Regions from separate parts of the Homo sapiens genome. Here region 2 is linked to region 1. A link is a loop called in an ENCODE intact Hi-C map of the cell type or tissue named here. Cell type or tissue: heart right ventricle. All regions are shown on one strand. Links, peaks and the distances in the headings refer to the core of each region. The heading gives the core; the rest is flanking DNA.

The links. Hi-C counts contacts between places; a loop is a spot of excess contacts. Peaks named below come from ENCODE experiments on the same cell type or tissue, not always from the same donor. Only the 100,000 strongest peaks of a DNase experiment are listed, where the experiment ranks them.
Region 2: it touches region 1 in a loop (5-fold over the local background); 5 of 110 quality-filtered maps call a loop at or near these places.

The regions. Positions count from the first base shown.
Region 1 is chr18:6,120,295-6,125,897 of GRCh38, forward strand. The region is part of intron 14 of L3MBTL4 (L3MBTL histone methyl-lysine binding protein 4); the gene reads right to left. Among named protein-coding and RNA genes, the nearest start is that of L3MBTL4-AS1, 130 kb to the right of the region's middle. In heart right ventricle, for the core only: no CTCF peak of the experiment used is centred there; no DNase peak of the experiment used is centred there; H3K27ac peaks cover 60 bases.
Region 2 is chr18:5,888,593-5,892,952 of GRCh38, forward strand. TMEM200C (transmembrane protein 200C) reads right to left here. Exons shown (of 2, transcript NM_001395400.1): 2 at 1-3,565. The coding sequence starts at 3,471. The coding sequence ends at 1,606. MIR3976HG (MIR3976 host gene) reads left to right here. Exons shown (of 10, transcript NR_172496.1): 9 at 488-581. Among named protein-coding and RNA genes, the nearest start is that of TMEM200C, 4.7 kb to the right of the region's middle. RefSeq lists a silencer at 1,971-2,190 and an enhancer at 2,708-3,235. In heart right ventricle, for the core only: CTCF peaks have their summits at 2,146 (motif pointing left) and 2,348; no DNase peak of the experiment used is centred there; H3K4me3 peaks cover 1,457 bases; H3K27me3 peaks cover 2,142 bases.

The sequences.
Region 1 (5,603 bases), core at 1,175-3,674:
CATTACTGTTTCCTCTGGAGTGTCATGAGGTGGCTATGGAGAGGGAAGGAAGACAGGATGCCACCTCCCAGCTTGGCGTTACTAACCTAATATATCAGACTGTTGCCTGTGTTGCAAGGGCCAGCTTGTGGAGAAACTTGTGAGTAACGTTAGGAAGGCTACTCTGATTTTCTTGAGGTCATTTTTGTTTGAAAAACTTTTTAAAATTGAAGTAGAACTTTATATAGAGTGCCCAGATTATAAGTTGTCTTCTTCACAACTGACCATGCTCCTAGAACAACCACTAAGTCAGAAAACAGAACATAAACCCAGAGGCCCCTCCATTCCTCCTCTTCCAGTCACTCCCTGTAGGGGTAATTACCAGGCTGAATCTTAATCCTTAAGAGACTCATGTTTCCTGCTTTTGTACCTTATATGAATGGGGTCATTCAGTAATTACTATTGGTGTTTGGCTTCTTTCAATGAGCTTTACACCTGTGAGCTTCATCCAGGTTATGTGTAGTTAGAGCCACTCATTCTCAATGCAGTACAGCATCCCACTGTGTGAACAGGACACAATTTATCTATGCACTGTTGATGGGTGTTTGGGTAGATTCAAGTAGGAGCTATTATAAATAGCGCTGCTACAAACATTCTGGTGCATGTCTTTTGGTGAGCTGACGCACGTACTTCTTGGACATATGACTAGGAATAGGATTGCCATATTTCTTGAAGTTATTTTTGGCATCTACTAGATAAGTGATGTTTACAACATTCTATAAAAAAGCCCCAAGGTCAAGTCTCCATTAATTACACAAAGAATTATCTGTTGTCCATTCATTCTTGAACTTTCTGCAGCATGTACTATTATAACTGAGGTCAATGCCACTGTATCTATTTTAGTAAGCAGCATGTTCATTTACAGATGCACAGCACCACATTATTTACTTTGGATTATTGCCCTGGCATTTCTAACGCAATCCTAAATCACCCTCCACCTCAGCCACTGCTATCAAGAAGAAATTAAGAAAATTCAGTAATAACAACTAGTTCTTATAAATAGGCGATGCACCTCTTCCATCTGGCCCCACATAAAGATAGGCAAATGAATATTAAATCTGACATATGCAGGCACTGAATTATAACAACAGAAATTGGAATATGATGCTATAATTATCATATCATCAAAATGAGAATGAGATGAAGGGATAATTAAAATCATCATGCCCAGCTTAATATTTTCATAACTAAAGCTTTTATTCCAGATTGCTGATTTGCAAGTTTCTTATTGATATTTCATGTCTTACAAGGAGCACTTTCACAGCCCTACACACCAAAGGGGAAGCAGACATTCAAGTAGATTCTTTTTCTTTATTTTTTAAATAAATCATAACAACTAGCATTGTTTCCCCGTGTGTGTGTGTGTGTGTGTGTGTGTGTGTGTGTATGTGTGTGTGCATGTTTGTATTTTGGAGTTGGGAATCAAAAGTTCATGGTTTGAAAAGAATTCTGAGGATCATTTCGTCTTGGCCTTGTCTCAAGTGAGAAAACTGTTCTTAACAGTCTCCTTAACAACTGATTATCCAGATGTAGCAGGTTTGTGCGTCATTTAGGATCAATTTCCCTTTCTGATCTAAAATCTTCCTAATCTACAAGTGAGAGGCATAATTTCAACTACCACTCCAGTTCTGCATATACATCCGGGAATAGGAGAAAGAGTATCAGATGAGTAGTTAGAAGACATTTAATTTAAAATCAGCTCTACCACTTATGAGTTGTGCAGTGATGGGAAGACACTATCTGTCCAAGGCTCGCTTTTTTAATTCATAAAATAGAAATAATAAAACTTACATCACAGGGCTGCTCTGTGTATTAAATAATATATGTGAAAACATTCTGTTAGTGGTTAAATTATACACAAATATAACATATTATTATGATTGTTATTATTAACTTGTACAATAGACACTTTCCAAAGGAAAAAACATCAACATTCAAACTTTGAATCAAATTTTGCCCAATTGTCTGCACTACAAGTAACTTCCAAAAATAAGTTGTACTATCAACTTGATATGATTTGGCTGTGTCCCCACCCAAATCTCATCTTGAATTCCCACATGTTGTGGGAGGGACCCAGTTGGAGGTAACTGAATCCTGGGAGCAGGTCTTTGCCATGATGTTCTCATGAGAGTGAATAAGTCTCACAATATCTGATGGTAATATAAGAGGGAGTTTCTCTGCACAAGCTCTCTTTTTGCCTGCCACCATCCATGTAAGACATGACTTGCTCTTCCTTGCCTTCCACCATGATTGTGAGGCCTCCCCAGCCATGTGGAACTGTAAGTCAAATTAAACCCTCCTTCTTTTGTAAATTGCGCAGTCTTGGGTATGTCTTTATCAGCAGCATGAAAATGGACTAATACACAACCTTACCCTCATTCATAAAAGGAAGATTGGCCAAGGCCGTATTATCTCTTTGAATTATAGCCATTATCTTTAAAGAATGGTGTTTATCCAAAAATTTAAGAAAACAGAATCTCCATGAGAATTATATATTTAAATCTAACTCATATATAAGGAAGAAACTATAGAAAGTGACAAACTTCCTAAACTTAGGAATGTTATTTCTTAGAAAAAATAATCCATTTTAATGCACATTACAGAGTTTTCCATGAATTCATTTTAACTAGGATAAATCTTCAACAATTTGAGTAATTCCAGGAAATCACAGCATGTTAATTAAAAGATTATATTTTCTTTTTTCCTGTGCCTAGTAGATAATGGAAGGGTCATTAATCTTGATTCTTGAGGCATCTTTAGGAAAGGGGGTTATTCTAACCCAGTTCTTGCTGCTAGCAATAGTTTTGCAATTATGGGCCTTACATTTGGAATATAGATCCTGGACTCATGATATTTACATTTTATTAAACAGTGAAATGCACATAGAATAAGTTTCTTGCAACTGGAAAAAGTCATGTCCAGGCAGTATGCTGTTGATCTTAGAGAATTATGTTGTGATGTATCTCTTAAACAATATTGAGATGGTTTGGCTGTTTACCCACTCAATCTAATCTTGAATTGTAGCTCCCACAATCCCCACGTATCATGGGAGGGACCCAGTGGGAGGTAATTGAATCATGGGGGCAGGTCCTTTCTGTGCTGTTCTCATGATAGTGAATAATTCTCATGAGATCTGATGGTTTTATACAGGGCTGTTCCCCTGCATAGGCTCTCTTGCCAGCCACCATGTAAGATGTGCCTTTGCTACTCCTTCGCCTTCCACCATGATTGTGAGGCCTCCCCAGCCATGTGAAACTGTGAGTCCATTAAACCTCCTTTTCTTTATAAATTATCCAGTCTTTGGTATGTCTTTATTAGCAGCGTGAGAACAGATTAATATGAATATCACAGATATTTTAACTAAAAACGAAGTGAGAAATCACCTAATCCAATCATCTTGTTTTGCAGATAAAGAAACCAAGGCCTAGAGATTATGTGAATTTGTCCTTTGTCCTACTACCTGGCATTACAACAGTTATTCTTAAATTACTTTTAGTTAAGGGCTAGGCCCACCTGAAACTGTTTTTACTTTGAAAAAATAAGTGACGAAATGACAGTTTCCATTCCAGTGATGTTTATGTGTTGGGATCAACGAGTGTGTGAACTCCTTGGGGTAAAGACTTTGTAGCTGCCATGTATTCCATCATACCAGGTGTAAGGAAGGCCCACATCAGGCTGGTAAATGGTGATGAAGATGGTAAGAACAGAGGCCAGAAAAGCTGCCCAGGAGGCATAAGGCAGTCACCACATGAAAACATCTCAGTGGAGGGATGAGAGATCAAACTAGCAATTTAGAACATTCATTCAAGTGATTTTCCTAGTATTCAGAGGGACAGGACGAAGAATGGAAAATGATGAGAGAAAAGATGGAGTCACGAGGGATAGATGTAGAGGTTCCAATGTCATTTAATAGAAATTCTAGAGAGAATATATCTGGAATAGAAATAGAACTTGAAAAAATACTCAGAGGAAAAAATGGTCTCGTACAAAGGAGGACATTAGTCTCAAACTGAGAAAAGAGTATTAGAGGTAAATTTAATGAAAAAAACTATATATAGACATATATAGGGGGATTTTAAATTATATATACAGTTATATTATTATATATATGTATATATAAAAATTATATATACAATTATATATACACACCAATACATGCAGTACACTATCAATACATGGTAGCAGGAGACTTTGTTATCATGGTAAAAACTAGAAGATGATAGCAAGCAACAGGACAGAGAGAGCTCTGAAAGAAAAAGGTCTGGGCTTAAACACCTGTCTCCCATCAAATTGCTTTCAAGGGTGAAATGCATTTTCTAATATGCAAAGATTTTAAATGTAATATGCAGGCACCTAGACAAATCAAAACAACTCTTGAAGTGTGCTGGAACAAGGAATAAAGGAAATTAAGTAAAGAAATAAGGAGGAAATTGAGGCTGGAAAGGATGAGAGATTACCACTGGAATCAGTAAAGGTGCATGGTAGTTTTAAATATGATTGAAAAAATTGTTTGTGTTCCTTTTTTTCTTTCCACGAATTGATCTCTATTGCTTTAAAAATGGAAGGAAAAAAAGAGTAAGGTATGTATTCTCAAATCTAATTAACACAATAGATATACTGAATTAGGAAAAGAAAAGATAAATATTTAGCATTGCCTCTTTCCCAAAAGAAAGCCAAAGATTAATATTCTCTAATGACTTTGATAAGTAAGTAAATGTAGGTTTAGAAACGCATCTGAAAAAAACATTAGAATAACCAATAGAATAATAAAAAACATTTGGGTGGATAGATGCTCTTACTCCTAAACTAGAAATTATTAACTAACAAAATGCGGAAGGAAGGAGGAAAGGAAGGAAGGAAGGGAGGGGAGGGAGGGGAAAGGAAGGTCCCCTCCTTTGTCCTACCACTAGTAGCAAGAACACAACAAAAGAAACAAAATATTTAAGGCATAAAGCAAATTGGCATATGTACAAGTTATGTTATAATTTTAACAATAACTGCAAATAGGTTAAACTCTCTTATCAACAGGAAAAGGCTCTTGGATGGGATTTTCTTTCTTTTTAAAAAAATAGTTTTGTTAATTAAATAATTTTTGTTTTGTTTTGTTCTTTTGGAAACAGGTTCTCATTCTGTCACCCAGGCTGGAGTGTAGTGGCGTGATCTTGGCTCACTGCAGCGTCAACCTCCTGGGCTCAGGCGATCCTCCCACCTCAGCCTGCTGAGTAGCTAGGACTACAGGCACACACCACCACACCCCACTAATGTCATGTATTTTTTGTAGAGATGAGGTCTTACTATGTTGTCCAGGCTGGTCTCGAACTGCTGGGCTCAAGCAATCCTCCTGCCTTGGCCTCCCAAAGTGTTGGAATTACACATGTGAGCCACTGTGCCTGACCTTCTTTTTAAGACAGTTATATATGCTTTTCATAAAAAGCATACCTGAATAAAATACCATGAAAAGCTAAAAATAATAGAACAGACAACTAATTTTTGAACATTCACATGCACACACATGAATTTTGTTTGGCACTATTAATATGAGACAAAGAAGTAGTCAAGGGAAA
Region 2 (4,360 bases), core at 1,083-3,582, 230 kb before region 1:
GATATCCCAGATTTCAGACTAGACTTTCTTGAGCTCAAGTTCAAGGAAGGTCCATTCTTCTACACTATGCATTCAGCAATATATTACAATGGTAATAATAATTACAATAACCCCCATCTATTGAATACATCCTGTGGGCCAAGGGTTCTGGTAAACTCCACACATATAAACCCTCCTCTGACCCTGACCCTGTTCTATTCCTCTCATAGCTCCATGAGATATGTCTGGTTCTCTTCATTTTACAGAAAGATGACTGAGACTCAGAGTTTGTGACTTGTACAAGGCCTCACAGCTAGGAGATGCCAACAGCTGGGTCCAATCTCAGCTCGGAATCTGCACTCTGTCTACAGGACTAGCGCTTTGCCCAAGGAGACCAAAATGAAGACATCTTGTCTCCTGGTCTTGAAAATTAACTAATTCACTTTTAATGACATCAAGTGTAAACAATCTACCAAATTATTAAAACATTATCTTTTTGTCTATGTAGGCCATGGATCAAGACCATTAACTTATAATCAGTGATAGCCAAGAGGATGGGAAGAGAATATTAAGCCTGGTGCTCTGCAAATTAATACTTGCAGGTAAATGAGAAGTATCATAGGCATATTACTATTTACTTAACGTTTCATTCTATTTGAAAGAGAAATTCCCAAATGTTAAATACTACCCTACATTTTAAGCTTAAAAATACGCTGGACATGCGACAATGGTGCTGAGTACTTTGGGGGAAGATCACAACAGTCCTGGTAGCAGTGTCACAGCAAAATATTTCAGAGGTACCAGATGAGCTAGCTCCAAGGCAAATGAGGCAATATTATGTTTAACTGTTTGTTCGGAAACTTCTTTTATTAAAAAAGATTTTAAATATTAATGCTATTTTCAATACAGGTGTGATAACACTCAATAAAGCATGGTGTACTTGATATAAATTTCGGAATGTAACAGTCCATCTAGTTCCTGGTCCCCTCCAGTCTCCACCACATAGCCTAGTAGCAAAACGTACACACCCGTTTAAAAATGAAGAAGCTTTTGGGCATTGGGTGAGCACAGTGGGGTGGGGCAAGGAAAGTGCTCGTTCCTGAATTATTCATGCTTTTGGCTTTGACTTCAGTTAGTAACATCAATTCTAAGAGAACTGAGACAAACTCTTCTATGTTCCGCAAAGGAATGGAGAAAAAAGCCTGCCATTCGCAAGCAGCTGTGGGCAAAACCAGCGCAGAGTACAGGGGTCGGGAAATGAGGGATTAAAAAAAAAAGTCGGAGTAAAGTGCACAGTTACTGTCAAAAATATATTATTTTGATCCTAAGAAAATTAAAAGATTTTATCTAATGGACTAGATTGCTGACCTTTTAATACATTTGGTTTTCATTGAACATACAATCACCATCGGACATAAAAAGACTAGTTTGCTTAAAAAAAAAAATCCTTGGAGTTATCTACAGGAATCTTGTGGACGCAATTCAAGGATAACATTCTGCAGCTCTTTGGATATTGAATGATGTCCTCGGATCAGTCCACAAAAGAAACAGGGACCTGTTAATGCACTGATTCAAGTGGGCGTTTCTCCCATTTTCTCTTTCCTCCTCCCCAACCCACCCCTTTCTCTAAATGCCTGTGCTTTCCAGTTCTTCTTCTACCCCTATGGCATGAGACCTGGAAATCATGATGAGTTTCTCCTTGTTTGTAAACTGCCTCTGCACCGGCTGAGGTTGCTCGGCCGTGGGTGGCTCCTGGCTGGCACCCTCCGGCGAGCTCTGCTCCGCACCCAGAACGGGGGCGGCCACAGCAGAGTCTCGCGTTTGACCAGCTACTGCGTCCAAGACCGACTCGGTGGAGGTGCCGGCCTCCCGCAGGGGTGTGTAGCCCTTATTGCTGCTGGATGGGTCATCCGACTGGGAGCTCCCGGAGTCCCGCCTGGTGGGGGGCGAGCCCTCCAGCCGCAGGGGTGGCGAGGGGGAGGCGGCCTTGGCCAGAGGGCTGGAGTCCGGGTCCGCACTCCCCGGGGAGGGCGGGGGCTCGGGGGACGGCGGCGCCCGGTAGTCCGGGAGCCCGCTGGTGCTGCGGCGCCGCAAGGCCGCGTACCTGCCGGTCCTGGGCAGGCGGCCGCCCTGCCCCCTGGCGGCGCGCGCCGCTACCGCGCCCTCGGGCTCCTCCGGCTCCCGGCGCGCCCCGCGCATGCTGCCCTCTGCGCCGCGGAGGTTGGTCATGCTCAGGTCGAGCTCGCCCCTCGGGATCTCCTGGGAGCCGCGTTCCCCCGGAGGCCTCTGCCAGCTGCAGCTCGCGCCCTCCGCGTCCCCGCCCCTATCGCGGCCCCCTTGCAAGGGCAGCAGCGCGAAGGCGCTCAGCGAGGAGTCCACGAAGGAGCTGGCCGTGCTCTGGCGCCCCCAGCTCTCGGGTGGGCTGCAGGGCGCCGGACTGCTGCAGCTGCTAGCGGCTGCGGCGGCGGTGGCAGCGGCGGCCCGGCGACTGCCTGCCACGCCCGAGCGCTCGCGGTAGACGCTGTACACGGCCTCGGCCAGGCTCGGGGGCTCCCGCGGACAGCGCGGGGAAGAGGCCAGGTCCGGCGGGGACGCGGCGCCCCGAGGGCGGCCGCCGCTCGGCGCCGCGGGGTGAGGAGGCCACGAGCCCTTGGCCAGCATCGCCGCCGCTCCGAAGGCGTCCCCGGAGCCACCGCAGCCCCCGGGCTTCAGCTCCAGGCCCCGCGACTGCACGTAGCTGAGGAAGCCGTTGAGCGGTATGGCCCCGGGGGGCGCCGCGGCGGGGGCAGACGACGACGAAGAGGCGGCGGCGGCCGCGGCGGCGGCCGCGGCGGCCGCCAGGTCTTTGGCGCGGAGGCTGTGCACGTCGATGACGGTGGAGTAGAGGTCCCGCAGGTTGATGATTTTGGTCTTCTTGTCCCGGTTCTCGTGGAGGACCGCGTTTGCGCAGATGAAGAGGAAGATGCCGATGCCCATGATGAGGGGCCCGAAGACCTTGAGCTTGTCAGAGTGCAGGTAGCCAGAGAAGATGCGGAAGAAGAAGCCCACGGACGTGGAGGAGGAGGACGGGGAGGCGGCTCGTGCTGGAGGCGTGCTCCTGGGCGCGCCCGCGGAACTGGAGTTGACACCCCCTGGAGCCCTAGGGTGGCTCCTGGACCGGTTTTTGCTGCCACTGCTACTGCTGTTGGCCGTGGTTGGGACCCGGTGGCTGCTGCCCGCAGGCGGCAGCTGCTTACCCCCCTCCCGATTGGTCCCGGTGGCCTTGGGCCAGTAGCCCACCACCGCCATGGCTATGCCCACCAGCAGCACCAGGATCCCACAGAGGGCGATGAGCCCTGAGATGGAGCACAGCTTCAGCTTGCCTTTCACCACCACCACGTCGTTCTTGCGCCTCTTCTTGGCTTTCCGCTTGCGCTTGGGTATCTGGCTTGGGGGGCGGAGTGGATCCTGCTTTCTGGCGGAAATCCTTAGCAGGCCGCCGGTGGCGATCATGGCGAGCTCCTGGAGTGCAGGACTAGCCTCTGGGATGGAGGCTTGCACAGGGAGGGCGCCAACTGCCCACTAGCTGCTCAGCCACCTCCTCCTGCTGCAAAGCAGAGGAAGACAGTCAGAGGGTGTCAGCTTGGCTGCAGTGACATCTCACGCTGCAGCTGCCCTACTCCCAGATCCCACTCCGTGTGTGCCCCCCACCCCAGGGCCTTTATCCACTAACTGAAACAAGGCCGTGTACAGAGGCTGGAGCCAGGTAGACACTAGGGAAGGGAAACGTTGTTGCAACAACTAATAGGTGGTTATAAAACATTGCAATAACTAATATGTGGTGATAAAACCATCTGAGAATATGCCTTCTTCTCCTCGCTCCCCACCCATCTCCTCCACACACTCCATGGTAATATGAGGGTTTGAAATGAACAATGGAGTTCCAACCATTAGTAAAACCTAAATGTAGGGACTCAAAGTAGTGGTTAAGGACCTCCCTGTCAAGATTCTTTCCCTCAGTCCTTCAGGAATTGGAAGATTTTTCAAGGGAGCTGTCACAGGAGTTTCAAGTCTCTCTAAGCTGGGGAATCTGTCAATGTGTGGCCCAAAGTCACTAAAACAGTCAGGAAAGTTACTACTGTATAAAGACAAAGGAATTTATTTCACTGGATGAAAATCAAAGGTCATATAATGGCAGGCAGGCGGTTTATTTACTTCAGATAATTAATAGAGAGTTCACCACTGGGGAAGCAGCAGAGATATTGCAATACTCTGACAATAAATCCCTTCACAAAGTTGTCTCCCACCTATGCCTGTTCCTACAGCTATGTGCAGGCAGATCCCTTGCACAGCCTTCTTCTCTCCTCTCAGCAACATCTGGACAGCTTCTTGGGGTGGAATA